Regions from separate parts of the Mus musculus genome. Here region 1 is linked to region 2. Evidence: chromatin loops called from intact Hi-C (ENCODE). Cell type or tissue: heart. All regions are shown on one strand.

Evidence for each region. Hi-C counts contacts between places; a loop is a spot of excess contacts. Peaks named below come from ENCODE experiments on the same cell type or tissue, not always from the same donor. Only the 100,000 strongest peaks of a DNase experiment are listed, where the experiment ranks them.
Region 1: a loop joins it to region 2, with 9 times the contacts of the local background. A loop is called at or near these places in 11 of 42 quality-filtered maps.

The regions. Positions count from the first base shown.
Region 1 is chr17:46,435,867-46,438,366 of GRCm38, reverse strand. Slc22a7 (solute carrier family 22 (organic anion transporter), member 7) reads left to right here. Exons shown (of 10, transcript NM_144856.2): 1 at 1-370; 2 at 941-1,044; 3 at 1,134-1,288; 4 at 1,390-1,558. It overlaps Gm36541 (a long non-coding RNA gene), which reads right to left and starts at 1,316. Exons shown (of 3, transcript XR_385613.3): 1 at 925-1,316; 2 at 672-708; 3 at 287-588. In heart, a CTCF peak has its summit at 1,456 (motif pointing left); no DNase peak of the experiment used is centred here; H3K4me3 peaks cover 357 bases; H3K27me3 peaks cover 2,264 bases.
Region 2 is chr17:46,510,235-46,512,734 of GRCm38, reverse strand. It overlaps Cul9 (cullin 9), which reads left to right. Exons shown (of 41, transcript NM_001081335.2): 27 at 1,151-1,296; 28 at 1,405-1,534; 29 at 1,685-1,884. Among named protein-coding and RNA genes, the nearest start is that of Dnph1, 15 kb to the right of the region's middle. In heart, a CTCF peak has its summit at 1,410 (motif pointing right); no DNase peak of the experiment used is centred here.

The sequences.
Region 1 (2,500 bases), 74 kb after region 2:
CAAGGTGGGTGGCTTTGGGCCTTTCCAACTGCGGAATCTGGTGCTGCTGGCCCTGCCCCGATTCCTGCTCCCGATGCATTTTCTCCTGCCCATCTTCATGGCTGCTGTGCCTGCCCATCATTGTGCCCTGCCTGATGCCCCAGCCAACCTCAGTCACCAGGACTTGTGGCTGAAAACCCATCTACCCCGGGAGACTGACGGCAGCTTTAGTTCCTGCCTCCGCTTTGCCTATCCCCAGGCTCTTCCCAATGTCACCTTGGGAACAGAGGTGTACAACTCTGGGGAGCCTGAGGGTGAGCCCCTCACAGTGCCCTGCTCCCAGGGCTGGGAGTACGACCGCTCAGAATTCTCTTCCACCATTGCAACTGAGGTACCCAAGCCCAGAGGGTGCGGGATATGTGAGTGGGTTGAGCCAGCCATTACCTTGGGGGCAGGGGACCGGAGAGAACCTTCTTGCACTCTAAGGACTTTCATTCCCGTGTGGAGACCAGCCTGTAGCTTTAAAGCTGGGTTCAGTTCGTTTACTATAATTTACCCAAGGGCTAAGGCAGCTCCAGGGAGTTGGAACAGAGGCTGAAAAGGACATCTCTGTAGTAAAAGATAGAGAAACTGTGGAAGCCTCCATCCTTTTCTCCCCTCTGCCTCATTCCTGTCCCAGGTCTGAGATTTACCTGAGTCATCCCGAGAGGAAGGGTGGGTGGAGTCTCCCTGCGGAGAGACAACAGGATTCCTTGGTGGCCGTGATGGACCTCTGTGGGAAAGCACTGAGCTCTAGGACTAGGGAGAGGCAAAGTCTTCCCTTTCTAGTGCTGAGGTTGATAGCTAGGGATGGGGGAATCTTCTGAAACGGTCAGGGCTGCCTGGGAGTCTGGAGAGGAGGGACATCGTGGCTGGAGAGGGGCTCTTACAGATCCGACAACTTACCCGCCTGTCTCTGCAGTGGGATCTGGTGTGTCAGCAGAGAGGCCTGAACAAAGTTACATCCACGTGCTTCTTCATCGGCGTGCTGCTGGGGGCTGTGGTGTACGGATACTTGTCTGACAGGTGAAATAAGGGACCGGTGTTGGGGACAGGCCTCATCACCTGTATCTGGGCATCCCTGTGGGGACCTGACCTCGCATGGCCCTTGGCAGGTTTGGCCGGCGCCGGCTTCTGCTGGTGGCCTACGTGAGCACCCTGGCGCTGGGCCTGATGTCTGCAGCCTCGGTCAACTACATCATGTTTGTCACCACCCGCATGCTCACCGGCTCAGCCCTGGCTGGTTTTACCATCATTGTACTTCCGTTGGGTGAGGCGAGGCCTGGAGGGAGGCTGCGGGGGTGGGGTGGGGTGGGGGGGTGGAGGAAGATGGGTCCATTTGGCCCCTGCTAATGGTCTCTCTGTCCCCAGAGTTAGAGTGGCTGGATGTGGAGCACCGCACTGTGGCTGGGGTCATCAGCACCACCTTCTGGACAGGAGGGGTGCTGCTGCTGACCCTGGTTGGGTACCTGATACGGAGCTGGCGGTGGCTTCTGCTAGCTGCCACTCTGCCATGTGTTCCGGGCATCATTAGCATCTGGTGAGAATGGCGAGCAGCTGTGCGGTTAGTTAGAGACTAAGATGCAAAAGTGGGGGCTGGAGAGACGGCTCAGCTGTTAGCATACGCTGCTCTTCTGGAGGAGATATGTAAGTCCAGCTCTCAGAGATCAGACACCTCTAGCTCCTGTGGGCCACACATACATACGCACACTCATACTCAAAGACACACAGAGACACAGACACAGATAACACACATAGGCATAGACAGAGACACACACATAGACACAGACACACCCAAACACAGATACATACACCCAAACACACACACACACACACACACACACTCATATACTCATAGGCATACTCAAAGACACACAGACATAGGCACATACACAGACACTGATATACACCTAGGCACAGACACAGACATAGAAACAGACACACCCAAACATTGATACATACATCTAAACACCCAGACAGAGAAACACACACAGGCAGATACACAGACACACACAGACACACCCGAACACAGATACATACATCCAAACCCACACCCACACAACTAAAAATAATAGAAACAAACAAACAAAGAACAAGAAGACCAAGAGACAGGCTGGGGATTGGTTCAGTTGGTGCTTGCCTGCCATACACAAAGCCCTGGGTTTATCTCCAGTACTTAGTAGACAGTGGCGATGGTGCATACCTCTATCCACAATACTCAGGAGGCAGAGGCATAACAGTCAGAAGTTCTAGGTCATGCTCAGCTACACAATGAAATTTAAAGGCAGTCTGGGTTATGTAAGTTCCTGCCTGGAAAAAAAAAAGAGGAAAGAAAATAAAAGAAAAACTATGGACATCTTGGAAGATATCTCAGTTGATAAAATACTTGCCATCCAAACATTAGGACCCTATACAGGCCCCTATACAGAAGTACAGCACAGAGATGTGCACGTAGAGCTCCTTCAGAGGTGGCAATAGGAAG
Region 2 (2,500 bases):
ACAGAATAAACTCCAGCATATCAGCCCATGGCCCAGTGCCACATTCTCCTACCCCATATCTAAAAGCGACGGGTTTTCCAAAGGTCACTGCATCACCCCTATCAGATGCTGTAGGAGTTACAGGCCTTCCCTCCCAGCATCATCTGCTATACACTTTTTGTATTTCCCTGGTTGTCCTGATTTTCTGTCTTCTTCTTGTGTGCTTTGCTTAATAGGGATCCAAAACAAGGCCCACAGCAGGGTGCATCTGGTGGTTAGTGCTAGTGACTCCATCAGGCTGGGTCCCCCTGTCCCTCTCTCAACAGTTATTTGGGTAGGAAATGGGGCTGCAGGCTTCCTTGGATTCTGGTTTGAGAGACCAGTGGATCACCAAGCTCTTCAGCACAATCCGCTTTTGTTTGGTGTTGGGGGTTTTGGTTCCTTGTAGCTTAGGCTGAGCTTAAATTCACTATGTTACCGAGACTGACCTTCAACTCTGATCTCATTGAGTTAGGGTTGCAGGCATTGGAACCACACTTGATGAATGTGGTATAGGGACAGGACCCAGGGTCCTGTGTATACCAGGGTCGGCACTCTACCAACTGAGCACCATCCAAGTGCCATCTCAAGCTCCTCATGCCTCCCACTTCATTAGCACATAGGAAATAGTGAGACTAATGTGTCATTGTGTCTTCATGTGTTAGCGGGATGCTTCCTCTATAGAGAGAGGCTTCTCACCAGCTGCTTAGCTCTTTTGAAGTAATTTTTACAGGAATGACTGAATCTGCCCTTTCCCCTCTAGATATGTTTTTGTTTTGGATATCTTTTGATTTTTTTTTTTTTTAACTATGTAGCCCTGGCTAGCCTGGGTCGCTCTGTATAGACCAGGCTAGCTTTGAACTCACAGAGAGACTCATGACTCTGCCTCCTAAGTGCTGGGACTAAAGGCATTTACTACCACACCTGACAGCTATTTTTGTTTGTTTGTTTGTTTTTAAAGTTCTGAATTGATTCGTTAGAATACTCCAAAGATAGTCGGTGAGGTTTTTAAAATATATACCAGTATCATTACAACTCACAAACATGAAAATACTGTTTGTATTTTTCTTACACTGCTACCCTTTACTCCCCTCCTCCTTGACTGTACCCCATCTCCTTGACACTTCCCTAGGTCAGAACTGCCCAGTCTTGGACATAGGACCACACCGGCGACTTCAGTGGACATGGCTGGGCCGGGCTGAGCTGCAGTTTGGGGACCAGACCCTGCACGTGTCCACTGTACAGATGTGGCTGCTGCTGAATTTTAACCAATCAGAGGTGCCTCTTTTGTGTCGCCCCCGGCACCCCCCCCAGGCTCCTCTTCTGCCTGCCTCTGCTCTCTCCTTCTTTGCTTCATGTCTGACGAGCACTGTTTCTCCTTACCAGGAGGTGTCAGTAGAGACCTTGTTGAGGAATTCTGACCTCTCCCCAGAGCTCCTGCACCAGGCCCTTCTGCCCCTCACCTCTGACAATGGTCCTTTAACACTGGAGGAGACTCAGGACTATCCACAGGGCGGTAAGTAATCAGGGTCTCTGCTGAACCTCTGTGGTATGCTGGGAGGCCCAGAGGGTGGGGGAGACTATACCAGAAAATGCGAGCATAGTAGAGTCTTCATTCACGTGTCCCCTCCCTGTCCTTGGGTACCTAATCGGGACTGGATTCCAGGGGTGCTGCGGCTTCGTGAGCCTAGGTCCCAGACCCATGAAGAGGTCCTGTGGCTGATACCTCCCCAGACGTATCTCAGTGTAGAAAAGGATGAGGGCCGGACCTTGGAACAGAAGAGGAACCTCTTGAGCTGCCTTCTTGTCCGGATCCTCAAAGCCCACAGGGAGAAAGGCCTGCACATCGATCAGCTGGTTTGTCTGGTAGGCAGAAAGGAGCATGCCCTAGGGAGAGGAAGGGAGCATGCCCTACGGGGAGGAAGGGAGTCACGCGTGGGTCATCTCAGGAGAAGTTAGGCTCTTCCAGTACGAAATATTCTCTAGGTCACTTTCCATCTGTTTTTTTCTTGTTATGTGTATATGATGTGTGTGTGCACACGTGTGTGTGTGTGTGTGTGTGTGTGTGTGTGTGTGTCTGTGTGTCTGTGTGTGTGTCTGTGTATGTGTGTGTTTGTATCTGTGTGTCTGTGTGTGTGTACAAGTGCAGGACAGAGGACAACCTTGGGTGCCTGTCCTCTCCTTCCCAACCTTTCGTGACGTGAGGTCTTTTGTTTGTGCCGTGGGTGAGAGCTTGCTGGCTCATGAACTTGTGGAAATTCTCCTGTCTCCGCCTCTCTTCTCTCCGTCAGCGCACCTACTCTTGCCTAACTTTGTACAGAATCCAGGGAGTCGAACTCAGGTCCCACCTGTGAACAATCACTTTATCTAGCCATCTCTGCAGTCCCGTGCCCCCACTCCCAGTCTGGGCTGTATATTGGTGATGTGAGTGCTTACCACGTGTCTGAGTAATTTGATCCTCAACAATAATACAGATAAAATT